3 separate regions of the Homo sapiens genome follow, and all the other regions are linked to region 3. A link is a contact called in ENCODE Hi-C or POLR2A ChIA-PET data. All regions are on one chromosome and are shown on one strand. Each heading gives the region's core, a stretch centred on a gene start or an enhancer-like site at or near the end of the contact. The rest is flanking DNA. Distances are from core to core; before and after follow the strand shown.

Evidence for each region. Hi-C counts contacts between places; a loop is a spot of excess contacts on that map. ChIA-PET counts read pairs that join two places held with the same protein, here RNA polymerase II (POLR2A). Pooled maps may share reads with other maps.
Region 1: a map of sigmoid colon shows a loop between it and region 3 (5-fold over the local background). The contact joins the enhancer-like site here to the promoter of MX1 in region 3. A Hi-C loop is called at or near these places in 3 of 168 maps with a recorded cell type or tissue (ascending aorta, naive thymus-derived CD4-positive, alpha-beta T cell and sigmoid colon), 3 of 37 single-sample maps with no recorded cell type and 13 of 50 pooled maps.
Region 2: a map with no recorded cell type shows a loop between it and region 3 (38-fold over the local background). The contact joins the promoter of ZBTB21 here to the promoter of MX1 in region 3. A Hi-C loop is called at or near these places in 6 of 37 single-sample maps with no recorded cell type and 10 of 50 pooled maps. POLR2A ChIA-PET finds 5 or more read pairs at or near these places in 1 of 52 experiments (OCI-LY7).

Annotation. Positions count from the first base shown.
Region 1 is chr21:42,230,338-42,235,163 of GRCh38, forward strand. The region is part of intron 2 of ABCG1 (ATP binding cassette subfamily G member 1); the gene reads left to right. Among named protein-coding and RNA genes, the nearest start is that of ABCG1, 14 kb to the left of the region's middle. RefSeq lists silencers at 4,380-4,579, 4,590-4,659. Within about 2 kb of position 2,839, at least 36 of the 41 ENCODE cell types and tissues checked have a DNase peak (open chromatin) inside an H3K27ac peak, as active enhancers do; they include ascending aorta and sigmoid colon, where a contact is called at or near this core.
Region 2 is chr21:42,009,110-42,013,612 of GRCh38, forward strand. It overlaps ZBTB21 (zinc finger and BTB domain containing 21), which reads right to left and starts at 1,251. Exons shown (of 3, transcript NM_001098402.2): 1 at 1,143-1,251. It overlaps ZNF295-AS1 (ZNF295 antisense RNA 1), which reads left to right and starts at 85. Exons shown (of 2, transcript NR_119384.1): 1 at 85-475. RefSeq lists silencers at 424-533, 574-883, 1,324-2,063.
Region 3 is chr21:41,423,654-41,428,018 of GRCh38, forward strand. MX1 (MX dynamin like GTPase 1) reads left to right here and starts at 2,586. Exons shown (of 17, transcript NM_002462.5): 1 at 2,586-2,610; 2 at 3,553-3,651; 3 at 4,102-4,213. RefSeq lists an enhancer at 2,253-2,692.

The DNA of each region.
Region 1 (4,826 bases), core at 1,589-4,088, 810 kb after region 3:
CCGGCCTCAGATACAGTAATTACTCTCCCTCAAGGAATTCACTCACGTAGCTTGTGTTGATGGGACAAATGGCTCGGAACAATATCAGCTTTGGTGCTGTCACACAAACTGCGCTGGGGACAGATCAGAGTGATCTGGTTTATTTGTTCCTCCTCACCCTTAGGTGTGACTCTTTTGAAAGCAGCCTTTTCTTCCTACAGAGTAGACACTATGTTGAGAACATTTAGGAATGTGGTTAAGAGTAAGTTCACAGAATAAAATTCTTCTTAGGTAAAGATGATGGGGATGAGCAGATTTTATCGTAAGCTGCTTTCAGAGCCCATTCACACAAGGGTCTCATTTTATTAGGGCGTGATTGGCCACAGTGAACAAATGGAATGCTTGGGTACTCGTACACTGCCCATCCCCCAGGAGATCCCGGCGGTTCCCACGCGTAGTTGACTGAATGATAGCCGTTCTTCAATCCATTTGGCTCATGGGGCCGATTCAGGAAGGATCTGCACATTCTTCCTGTGGAAACCTGTGACATGAGGCTCAGAGACGTGACCAAGGTCATAGGAGTGGGGAGGAAGGAACTCAGAACCAGGTCTGTGGGATTTCAGGCCAAAAAGGAGCGTAGCAAGTGCTTAGCTCTGACGTGGGCACAGGACTGGACCACCAAGGCACAGCTGTGCCTAGCCCCGTGTTATGAAATGGTGTGGGGTTGCCTTGGCTGTAAACTGATGTATTTTCCTTTTAATTGGCCTGCTTGGATGTCAGCGGCCATTGGCCATTTATAGGGATTTCCTGTCCCTCTGGAGAGGCTCCAGCTTCCCTCTTCTCACCAGGAAGGGGAGGCTGATGTGCATGGCGTGCTTTCTCTCCAACAGGTGAAGCGATTCTCAGAAATCAAATTTACCTCCCAAGATTACCTTGAGGCGAAGTTCAGGTTGAGAACAAATGTAGTCATATCTGGGGCTTTAGAGCGTTTTCTTTCCTATCTGCAGTCAGGCCGTGGCCTCCACATGGTGACGCTCTGATGGAATGGAATGTCGCCTCCTTCTTTGAAACCCAACCCTCCAGGCTCATCCTTGCCAAAAACCAGGAAGGGGTTAAATATTCCGGGCAGCGCCAAGTCAGATTATCTGTATTGGTTTGCTTCTACGCTATAAAAATGCATTTGGACACCTTTCTCAAATTCGGGGTTGCTTTCTCTTAATTTCTATAGCCATTTCACAAGGCCTGTAATGACAGGCCAGCTAAAGTGCATGGAAGGCATCATGAATAAATCCTTTCAGGAATTCCATTAAGGGAAGACTGGATTCCAACCAAGTGCTAGTGACTTGATCCAACCTGCTAGAACAGGGAGGGGAGGCAGCCCGGTTAAAGGCAGAGTGTGGAGATCCTGTGGCTAGGGGTTTTGAGAGGGGCAGATGCTCAGGCTGAAGGGGGATGGATAGTTCCCTAGCATAAGTGAGTTACTTTTGTGCTTCTTTGAGGCTGTTGTGCTAAAGTGGGCTTTCTTGTGGGCCCACAGGACATTTCTTTTAGTCCTTTGCCTTTAATGGAGGTGACAGCTGACCCCTGGTGCAGTGTCGTGGCCCCAGGCCACTTGCAGGGATGGCTTGCTTGAGGCTGGGGCATTGACAAAGAGTCTGCCTTGGAGAATTCAGAGGACTGGAGAACCCTTCTCTTCCCCGCTGGGGCCAGTTCCTAGGTTCTCAGTGGCCCCCAGGTGGGTGGGCTACCACTCAGGCCCTGAGGGGTAGCACTCCTTTGGTGATGAGGTCTTCTGGAACAGTTCTGACCCCTCTGCCTTACAGGGCCCCAAAGAGGCTTTGAAAAAATTTTGAGAATGGACCAACTCTCACAGCAGATTCATGAGAGTTGAATGTTTAGCCGCCATGTGCAAGACCAAAGGGGTTTGCTACTTTCTTGGACAGGCTTCATATCCAAGGGGTCTAGATGCTCCCCTCCAGCCAGCACATTTTCTCCCTGTGAGCACGTTGCAAGGGAAACCAAACCCTCACCAGCTTGGGCCTGGGATCTGGGTGTGTGACTCCTTAGTGTGGCGTTGTTAGCGGTGGCAGCCTCCCTGGACAAGGCTCAGATGGCTCTGCCAACATTGGCCTTGGGGTCTGCTTTTCTCTTTGCCACCCTCAGATTGGCAGGTTCTTTATTTGGACATGTTAATACTTTGTCATTTTCCCAGAGAGTGCTCCTGTTCTTGAACCATCTGGCCCCTTCAGTGCAACTCTGTAGGACTGTGCTCTGCTCCGTGGGGGTTGGTGTCACTGTTTAACTGCTGGAGGATGTTCTTACCACAATCGTTTTCACCTGCATGGTGGGTGCCCCCCTGCCTTCCTCTACTGCCTTGAATAGGCTTGTATCTTGAAAAGTTCACGTTCTCAAATGGAGGCCCTCCCTATAAACCAGAACCTAATCCACCAGTCCAAGAAATCACCAAAGGTGACATTTTGCTGAACATGACACCGTTTCTTTTGTTTATAAATTGGCAGGAAGAAAAATGTTTAGTAACCATACACCTGCTCTTTCTGAGTTCAGTTCTAGAATCAACAGATTAGCTATGAACAAAGAAAACCATGTGGGTCAGATTAAATATATCCTGAAGGACTAAACCGTAAAACTAGGGATTTGTCATGGAGGTGCATTCATCAAACTCAGTTGATGAAGTTCCAACACCTGCATAGGAAACTTACTCTCAAATACAATGTACCCAGTGCCGACTGTTTTTGCTCACATTGTGAAAAAACGCAAAAAGATGGGTTTTCAGTCATGAGTGGTGGCGGGTGGGCCTGCAGGGATCCAGTCTGACCTGCAGCCAAGAGTTTCACTTCCCACTTTGTCAGCTGTGTGCTGTTTGTCACCTCCGTGCTCTGTGGGGTAAATGGCATTTGGTGTCAAAAGTAAGACACACCAGGGTGACTTCAGGGCTGTGATTACATCCAGCTGAGACCTATATTTAGAGTCCAAATCTTGGAGCCAAAAGGAGTCGTGCTGCCGTAGCCCGCCCTCCTGCCCCGTGGAGGGAGCCTTCTTGCACCATTTCTGACAAGGGACAGCCAGCTTCTGTCTGAGCACTTCCAGCAACCAGGAACTGACACCTCCCAGGCAGCCGGGCTATGTTTGCACAACCCTCATTCTTAGAAAATGCTTCTGTCTGTTGAGCTGCAATCTGTATTTGAGCAATGTTCATTTGTGGATCCAGGTTCTGTTTTTTGAAACTCCGTAGACCAAGTTAATCTTGGTCTTGAAATAAGCTCACAAATCAAGGGGAAAAGCCCAGCCAAGTACAGAACAATAACCAAATACATTACAATCCAGAGCTACCTTGAGAGGAGGAAATAAGAAGCACATGGCCCTTGCAGGAAATGAGGTCAGAGTCCTGCTTTGGGAGGTGGGCATCACTGCGGCATCCGCAGGGTGCAGGTCAGTGGGCAGGCGCCCCTGCTGGAAGGTTCTTGCTGTCTGTAAACTGATAAGGGTGGAACCCGCTGGAAGGGCAGAACCTGAGTCACGTTCTTTCTGTTTCTTTTACTGTTATAAGGCAACTTGGTGCCTTCCAACCAAAAAAGTCCCCCTCTCTGATATCTCAACTGCCTGTCTTGAAAGTGAACCTTTTGGCAGGAGTTTTTATGGGATTTCTCAGTTGTTATTTCTCTCCTCCCACTGTTTTGGGAGAAGTGTTTTTTTTTGTTGTTGTTGTTTTAATTAAAAATAACTGGTGTTTACTGAGCAAATCGTGTTTGCTTTATTTGGCGCTTTGCCTCATTAAGCCTTTGGGGAGCAGCATGGGACACACATCAGTATGGGCATCTTCTCCAGAAGGGAAGGAGGGTGGAGGGGGAACGAGGGCCTGCCCAGGACCGCTGGCAGGTAGGGGGCAGGTCCAGGACTGGACTTAACACCTGGAGTCCCAACTCCCTGCCTCTATAAGCGCCACTGAGAACTCATCTCTTTGCAATCGCTCAGACCCAGATAATAAAATAAGCTGGGTTGAGTTTTCCTTACCCAAGACATAAACCCCAAACCCTGCTGACAATGAGGAGCTACAAAAGGCCTCTCCTCCTCCTGGGGCACGTGTTCCGGGAATTCTTTCATGGATGCAGGTATGGGGGCATCTTTGGCCTCTGTCCTTTGTCTGGAGCTCCCCGCACCTGGCTGGGGGCTGCACTGGACACCTCTGCCCACCCTGGCCCTGGGGTTATCAGGCCACCTGGCCTCCACCCAGACGTTCCCTCCCAGGGCGGGATTCATCCTGGCCCGTGGTGATGTGCAGGCTCCCGGAAGGCCGGGCTCTGCCCACTAAGTGTCAGCTCTAACGCAGGCTCTCCATACTGAGTAAAAAAGCCCGTCCTTTCTCTGGCTGGTGCAGGTGCTGACTCTGCAGGCCTGTGGACGCAGGGTGACGTTCGCGCTCTTGCCCGAGCTCAACGCCCGGGAGAAAACAGCGCTGCCGGAGCCCCTCGCGCGCGCAGGTGCGGGCGGGGCGGGTGCGCGCTGCCGCGCGTGTGCAGCGCCCGCCCATCCGCCGCCACCGCCCGCGCCGGGGTTACTACCGGTCAACGCTCGCTAGTAACCTCCGCGGCGGAGCGGCGGCGCGGGGAGCGGCGCGATTGGCTGCGGGCGCCCCGCGCTGTTGCCAAGCGCGAGGAGGCAGCTGCAGCCCCGAGCGGGGTCGCAGCCTCCCTGGGACAGGGGCGGCCCTATGCATAGGGGATCACCCGGGCCATGCAAATCCCGGCGCCCCGCGCGTGCTGGTGTTCTCCTCCCCAGGTCCAGGAACACCGGTCCAGGAAGCCTGAGAGCGCTGGCAGTAGGAAGGG
Region 2 (4,503 bases), core at 1-2,500, 580 kb after region 3:
CAGGGCTGTGAGCGCTTGCACGAAAGGAAAAACCCCAGGCCGTGTGAAGTCTAACTTTCCCCGTCCTCTCGGTCAGGCAATCCCACCGGGGCACCTGTCTAAAAACACCCCGCCTCCGAACGCGCGCTCTTGCGGAATTCTCCCGAACCGCAGAGCCCTCGTGGCTGGGACCGCATAGCAACCGGGGGCAGAGTGCGAGCCCCCAGCGGTGTGCTGGGATGGAAAAGCAGGAGCCGCTGAGGATGGACTACGGGGCGTGTTCCCGAAAAGCCGGGAAGAGATGTGGCGGGGCTGCCGCGGGCGTCTCTAAGGCCGGCACGGGTGGCGTCTTGACTCCCTGCCCCTCCAGCCGCGGACCTCGGACGGGGGGAAGGGGGCTCCTCCAAGCGGGGAGACGGTCGCCGGCCGAGCAGCAGGGCTCCTGGCCGGCGGAGGGTGCTATGCTCTGCGGGACCGCCGGGAAGTCCCAGACAAGGTCTGCGGGGGCTCTGGAGGAAAAAAAACGCGCTGTGAGGTCCAGGCGTCCGCGGGAGGGGCCGGGGGCGGGGAGGGAGCGTCCAGCGGGCACCGAGCGGTCACGCTCCGGCCACCGGGCCGAGGACGGGGCGGCGGGGCTAGGTCCCGGACCGTGAAGGGAGCGGCGGGTCGCGGCAGGTGCGGGGTCCCCAAGGCCGCCGGCCAGCTTCCGCGCACACCCCGCGGCCCGGGCCGCCGGCCCCCAACCCCTGCCCGGAACAGGAGAACGCGCCCTTCTCCACGAGGCGTTTCAACCGCTCCGCGCGAGGGGCGCGCGCCTGGGCCAGGCGTGTCCCCTACCCCAGGGGCAGCTCGGCCAGGGTGAAGAGTGAAGCCCGTGAGGGAATGGAGCATGCGCATTCGCGAGGGCGAGGCCAAGTGCTGGCAGGGAGCGTGCGCAGTGTGAAGGTACAATCGGCTACGTGGGAACCCGGGACATGCTCGGTGAGCGCCCAGGTCCCGCGCACGCGCAGAAGCGCTCGGAGCCCGCAACCCGCTGGTGGAGAAAAAAGAGGAGAGAAATCACCTCAGAGTTACGTCAGGAAAGGCCGCGTTTTGCGGGGAGGCTGTAGCCTCCCAAGGAGCCCCGCAGTTCTCCTAGAGCTAGGGGCGTGACAGTTACTCACCGGTCTTCAGTCTCGAGGCAGACGCCGGGCCCCTTTCCGCTCACACTCGGCTCGCGCGCGCCGCAGCCGCCGCTGCCGCTGTGATTCCATCCATCTTGAATTTGACGTCATCCCACACCAGGGATGAGGTCATCGCAGGCATCGCTCGTCACGTGCGCGGCACTCTGATTGGGCGCCGGGCGCCGGAGGGCGGGGCGGGGGGGGGGCCTCGCGGCGCAGGGGGACGGGGGAGGGCGGGCCTGCCCGGAGCCGCGCGCCGAACGGACGCTGCCGCGCTGCAAGCCCGCGCTCTCGGTCCATGAGGGGAGCCTGCGGCGGCCGTTAGGGGAGGCGGCCGGGCTGGGGGCCACGGCGAGGAGGCTGAGCGCCCCGGCCGGGTGGAGTCCGTCGCGGCGAGGAGCGCGCCGATTCTCAGGGGACTTTGCCGCCTGCCGGAGGCGCCCTTGCTGCGGGGTCGCCCCGGGTCATTCGGCCGCGGTCCTGCCCAGCTGGGCCGCCAGTAGTCCCCGCTTCCGGCGCGGCGGGATGCGTGGCGCGAGCGCTTAGTCCCTCGGAGGGGAGGACGCGCTCCCGTTCACCGGTGGACGGCGGGCGACTCCCCGAGCCGACGACCCCGACAGCGACGGGAGCGACGCGCGGCTTTCTGACGGGCGCGGGCGGCGAGCGGGGCCCTGCGGTCCTCGGGTCGGCGGCAGACGCTCCCGGCCCGCGAGGAAAGCCCGCGGGAGGCGGCTCCTGCCGCTCGCTAGTCGCTCAGAGCGCTTCCATTTCCTCCTCCCGACGCAACCTGGCCACCTGGCCCCTGGGCGGGGACCCGGCGGCCGCGGCCAGGGCGTCCGGGCTCGTTCGCCGCGCAGATGGGGGTCGGTCCTGACCCCCGCCGGGGCGTCCACAGCGGCCCGCAGGCAGCCGGAGACTTCGCATAGTGCCCGGCTCATCGGAGGGCTGTGATCTTTTTTTTTTTTGCAGAAATATTACAACTCCACTGATGAGAAAACTCACTTCGCTTTCAGTCAAAACCAGAAATTAGATAACAGAAATGCCACACTGTCAACACCGACCGGGAGGAAAGCCTCGCTGGCGGAGACCGCTCAAGGGAGCCCTCCGCGCGTTCTCCCAGCCCGGGTCGCAGGTGGAGGGGGAGTGCCTCCTGCAGGGACGGTTCTCCCGCAGACACTCAAACTCCGGGATGTAAAACCCCTGTTAATAATTGTCAGGGGTCTGTTAATTGCCAAATACAGTTTTTGAAAGTTGTATGCACTAGGTAAAATAATTTATGTAATGTTTGGAAGTATGTGAAAGACAGACATTAGATTGATACAAATTAAAAATTTGTTGCCAAATTAACAGCTCTGTTGTAGATTATTAGTTTGACTAATTTTAAGAGGACTCTTAGTCTTACATAAAGAATCTTGCACCTAAAAATTTTCTCCTACAACTTTAAAACACTTTAAATTTTTTTTTTTTTTTCCTGAGATGGAGTCTCTGTCAGTCCCAGGCTGGAGTGCAGTGGCATGATCTCAGCTCACTGCAGCCTCCACTCCCTGGCTCAAGCCATCCTCCCGTCTCAGCCTCGGCAGTAGCTGGGACTATAGGTGCATCCGTCACACCTAGCTGATTTTTGTATTTTTGGTAGAGATGGAGTTTCACCATGTTGCTCAGGCTGGTTTCAAACTCCTGGTCTGAAGCAATCCACCCGCCTCAGCCTCCCAATGTGCTTGGATAACAGGTGTGAGCCACCATGCCCAGCCTAAAGAGTGTCTGTATTTTGAACTGTATGGTGGAAAAGCACAAAGTGACTGTTCTGAAGGTAGAAGGCAACAGTGATTATAAGTCTTAAAAGAACCTTGAGTTTTAGGTTCCCCTGTGATTAGGCTGGGGGAGTGTGTGCTGTTATCCTAGTTTTATAGGTGAGAAAACTAGTACTGGCTTTACCGCATGCTGGAAGCAGCCTCCCTTGAGCGATCCCTTTCTAGCCACCTGCTTAGCTGTTTTTTTGTTTTGTTTTGTTTTTTGTTTTTTCAACCTTCCTCAGGACGATACACATTGGTGTCTCTGCTTTGAGCTATATGATCAGGCTTTTGGCCTCACCATTTCACTGGAATTGACCTGACTGCCAAATCTGGCAGAAACCGTTGCATCTTTCAGTTGCTCTCTTTGATTTGTGACACGCTTCCAATTGCTTCAGCAGTGATTGCTTCAGTTACGCCTCATTCCCTGGATTTCCCACCTCTTGGCTGACTGCTCCTCCTGGGCCGGCTGTGTTGGCCCTTCTGCCCCTGCCCATGCTCGCACTGGGTTTCTTGGCACACACACCCTATGCAGTCTCATCCATGCTTGGAACATATGCCCAGTTGCTGGAGCCAGGAATGTGGGCACCATGGTGGGCTCCTCCCTCACTTCCAGTATTGGGTCTATCCCCAAGTCCTGTCCGTCCGACCTCCTCAGTGTTTCTCTGGTAACGTAACCGCTTAACTGCTCTCCCAGCCTCCAGGTTTCCTCCTTTAATCCACTCTCACATTACAGCCAAAGCGATTTTTCTAAACAGCAAAAGGGATCATGCCACTCCCTTGCATAGGGTTTAATGGCTCTCCATTGCCTAGGTGAGAGTTCAAACCACAACGCACAAGTGCCTGAGGACTTGGCCCAGCCTCTCCCATCTTTCCCCCACCTCCACTCTGACATGCAGGCCTCTAAACTAGTCTTGCTCTGTCTCTTGCCTCTGGGCTTCTGGGCTTCAAGTGTGTTGTCCCTTCTGCCTGAGCTATTGCCCCCACCACTACCACCCTGTTTTAATGGGATAATTTCATCTTGATTGGTGTTTCTTCCTCCAGGATTCCACCACCTCCCCACCCCACCTGACTGGCATCTTCTCAGCTGTATCTAGGGTTGGTGCTCCCTCCTCTGTGCTCCCATAACACCTGGTGCAGGTTTTGTTGACACCACTTGTGTAGGTGATGTTGGATTTGCCAGCCAGCACCCTCTCATCCGCCCTGCAGGTTTCTTGTTTGCCTCTGCCTGCCCAATGCCTGACTTTCAGTCTAAATTCCTTACCTCTTTCAGCTTCTGGTGGCTGCCAGCATTTCTGAGCTTGTGGCTGTATCACTCCAATCTCTGCCTGTGTGTTCACATGGCCTTCTTCTGTCTGTCAAATCTCCCTCTACTTCTTAGTGTTAGCCGTACACTGAAGCACCCCAAACAGGATCTCTCACACCATAGACACATATGTTCTTTTATACAAAATGCACATTGTTTATGCAGCCACCTCATTAGACACCCTGCGGACAACCCACAGCTGTGCACACAGCAAGCTCACAGCTGGACTTCCTATCGACATTCTATCTGCCCTTGAACCATTTTT
Region 3 (4,365 bases), core at 1,336-3,835:
TCACTGACACCTAACACATCCTACATGCTCAGTAGACAGGAGCTATTATTGTATGACTGACTGCTGAATTACACCCCAAAACAACCACCTATACTCCCCAAGGCCCTGCCATATCATATGCATATTAGAGGCAATGAAGCACCAAAATCTAAGGCCAGGGAAGGACTGCGGTGGACAAGGGAAGTGCCTAGGGCGTTAAAACTTAAGGAGGCATTGCACCAACTGGGAGTGAGCTGTGTGTGCTGTGTTTCCTGGGCAGGGCGCCTCACTGCCCTTCCGAGTCCTGCCCTGGCTGAGGTTGTGCCTCTATCTGGTTATCAGTTGCCTGCAGCTCTTTCTGATTTTGTTCGTGAACAAGGGCCCTTAGGGAAGCCTCCCGCTGTTGGAAACAGCAGCAGCATCACCCAGAGTGAAGTCTCTGTTCACATGAGTGCCAGCTCTGCTCACACCTACCCTGCGTTCCCAAGGCACTGTTCCTGCTTCAGAAAGCATCAGCCCAGCCTGCTCACAGTCCCCCAGGATGTGCTGTTGCCTGGGTTCTTGACTAGGAAGTAAAAGGCCCAGAGGGGTTGAGTGTGTGTGTGTGTGTGTGTGTGTGTGTGTGTGTGTTAAAGTGAGGTCATTGCTAATTCCTGGGAGAACTTGTGTTCCCCTTGGATGAACCCCTTGGATGAAGAACCCCTTGGATGGGGTTGCCCAGCCCTAGGAGTGGATCCTGCAAAGCAAAATAGATTTCAGCACAGGGAGCTGGCTGGGGGGCTCCTCCCCCTCTTGTAGGTGCAGCAGTATTGAATTTGATTCCATCCAGGTTTCCCCTGACCCCAGGACCTAAAGCTGGGGCAGGTTCTGGGCCTTGAGGTTGGTTGGGGGTGACCCTTCCTAATCATGGAAGTCTTTAGCGGGGGCTTGTAAGGGACTGTGAGCTGAGCTAAGGAGAATGGAGGTGGGGTGCCAACCGCTCCCAAAGGGAAATGCCATCTCCCACTCACAGCCAGTTAGCCGAGAATGGGAGCTCCCAAAGGGAGGACCACCCATGGGTCTGCTTGACTCAGCCCTCCCCAACCCCTTTCACCTTTGCAGTAAAACTCTAGCCAAGGAAGACAAAGAGACCTTTGGAGACCAAAACAGAACTTTTAATTCGGGCCAACAGCAGGCTCATGCCCAAAATGGCTGCCAACCCCAACAAAGAAAGCAGCTAGCTTATATGTCGTTTGAGATGGGAAAAACAAGGTAGGATACAGGTTTCAGACAAAGACAGTAAATTACTTAACCCGTGACAATTCTGAGGAAACTGGCAATTCAGTTATATTGACTAGTCATCCTCCAAGCTGGACTAGGGTTGGAGGCTGGGGTCCCGAGGCAGGTGATAAGCTTTTGAGATAAGCTTGCATCTGCAACTTGTTACAATGCTGGGAGGGGCTGCTTAAAATTTTAGCCTATGTGTTACTTCTAAATAGCTTATACTAAATGTTAACTGTTTTCATGTGCGTCCATGTGAAGAGACCACCAAACAGGCTTTGTGTGAGCAACATGGCTGTGTATTTCACCTGGGTGCAGGCGGGCTGAGTCCGAAAAGAGAGTCAGCGAAGGGAGATAGGGGTGGGGCCGTTTTATAGGATTTGGGAAGGTAATGGAAAATTACAGTCAAAGGGGGTTGTTCTCTGGTGGGCAGGGGTGAATCTCACAAAGTACATTCTCAAGGGTGGGGAGAATTACAAATAACCTTCTTAAGGGTGGGGAAGATTACAAAGTACATTGATCAGTTAGGGTGGGGCAGGAACAAATCACAATGGTGGAATGTCATCAGTTAAGGCTGTTTTTACTTCTTTTGTGGATCTTCAGTTACTTTAGGCCATCTGGATGTATACCTGCAAGTCACAGGGGATGCGATGGCCTGGCCTGGGATGCGATGGCCTGGCCTGACAACTATTACCTATGTTATGTTTATTATTTTAAGCTTTATTATTACTATTTTATTTATTTTATTTTATTTTCCTTCCACACACCCGTTTCCACCCTGGAGAGGCCAGATGAGCCAGACTCCAGGGAGGCCTAGAAGTGGGCAAGGGGAAACGGGAAAGGAGGAAGATGGTATGGGTGTGCCTGGTTAGGGGTGGGAGTGCTGGACGGAGTTCGGGACAAGAGGGGCTCTGCAGCCATTGGCACACAATGCCTGGGAGTCCCTGCTGGTGCTGGGATCATCCCAGTGAGCCCTGGGAGGGAACTGAAGACCCCCAATTACCAATGCATCTGTTTTCAAAACCGACGGGGGGAAGGACATGCCTAGGTTCAAGGATACGTGCAGGCTTGGATGACTCCGGGCCATTAGGGAGCCTCCGGAGCACCTTGATCCTCAGACGGGCCTGATGAAACGAGCATCTGATTCAGCAGGCCTGGGTTCGGGCCCGAGAACCTGCGTCTCCCGCGAGTTCCCGCGAGGCAAGTGCTGCAGGTGCGGGGCCAGGAGCTAGGTTTCGTTTCTGCGCCCGGAGCCGCCCTCAGCACAGGGTCTGTGAGTTTCATTTCTTCGCGGCGCGGGGCGGGGCTGGGCGCGGGGTGAAAGAGGCGAAGCGAGAGCGGAGGCCGCACTCCAGCACTGCGCAGGGACCGGTGAGTGTCGCTTCTGGGGGCAGCGCCCAGTAACCGCGCTAGGAGCGCGGAGAAGGGCATTGGGAGAGCGGCGTTCGTGGCGGAGACTAGCGCTCCGGAGCACGGGCACGACGGGGGCACCTTCTCGGCTGCTAGTAACTAACAATAATAATAATCATAATCATAGCAAGGGCGCTGATGGGCGGGCTCGGAGCACGCCTGATTCTGGTTCCCACCAGGCTGCCCAGGCTCCTGATGACGCATCAGAAACATCCCCCTAACCCGCGGCCTTCCTGCAGGAGAGGTTGGGAAGGGGTGGGGGACGGGGCTCGGGGGAGGTCTCCGAGGGACTCTAGTAAGCGGGGAAGGGCGCCGGGAAAGTTTCAGATCCACGGCTGCGCGGGCCACGAGCCCACCCGAACGCCGACCACTGCTTTCCGTCGACTTCTATTTCCTGGGAACGCGCGAAAGCAAACCCAAGTCAGACTGCGGAGGTCGCTGGGGAGGGAAGGTTCAAGGAGTTCTCGCCGATCCTGCTGAATAAAGGGGGTTCCGAGCTGGGCCGAGATGGGGCATGCGCGGGAAGACCCCTGCCCGCTGTTCCCCCCCACCGCCCCAGTGGATGCCATGCCTGGGGCCTCCCCGGCGCGTGGGGCTGACGCACCCTCGGGGTCCATCGTAGTTGGCCGGGATCGTGGAGTGGGTGCGGTGGACGAAGGGAGGCAGGACAGTCCCGGGGGTGGCAGAAGGAGCCCGGGCACAGCTGAGACCTGCGCTCCCATCCCACCAACACTCACAGCAGGTGCTGCCGAGCTGGGCAATTGGGATGGCCCAAGTTATTTGGTTAAATTTTAAATCACGTTTGTTACTGGGAAGTAGAGTCCAGTGATGCTAACCGCGCCTCTACCTCCACCACCGGTGTCAGTCCCAAAGGGCTCCTAAAATGGCTGTGTCATCTTTCAGCCTTGGACCGCAGTTGCCGGCCAGGAATCCCAGTGTCACGGTGGACACGCCTCCCTCGCGCCCTTGCCGCCCACCTGCTCACCCAGCTCAGGGGCTTTGGTAGGTAGCAGTGCATTTGGTCTAAAGGGCAAGATGTTCTCTCTTTTATTCATAACAAATTTAAATACCAGCAGGGTTTGGGGGGAAAAACGCTTTCAGAAGAAAAGGTGAATGTCAGTCCTGCAAGAGTTAGTTTTAAAACTAGACTGAATTGGCACATGTATACCTATGTAACAAACCTGCACGTTCTGCACATGTACCCCAGAACTTAAAAGCTTATAAAAAAAGAAAAAACTAGACTGGATTATGTTGGGAAAGTGTAGCCTCTTCCATCTTAGGCATTTCCTAGAACGTAGGCAGTAGGTGGTCCTTATTAGGAGTTTTGGGAGAGGAAGGGGGCTGAATCCTACCTCCCATCCCTGCTCCTCTATGGGGTCTGAGCTGAGGAAGCTTCACCACAAGGAGAGAACCCCCTGACAACCCTGGATGCCACCTTTACCCTCACTGCAGGAATTCTGTGGCCACACTGCGAGGAGATCGGTTCTGGGTCGGAGGCTACAGGAAGACTCCCACTCCCTGAAATCTGGAGTGAAGAACGCCGCCATCCAGCCACCATTCCAAGGTAAGGCAGAAATGAAGTGGGCCGTTGGGTTCTTTCTTTTCTTTCTTTCTTTTTTTTGAGACAAGGTCTCACTCTGTCGCCCAGGCTGGAGTGCAGTGGCGCCATCTCAGCTCACTGCAACCCCCGCCTCCCAGGTTCAAGCGATTCTGGTG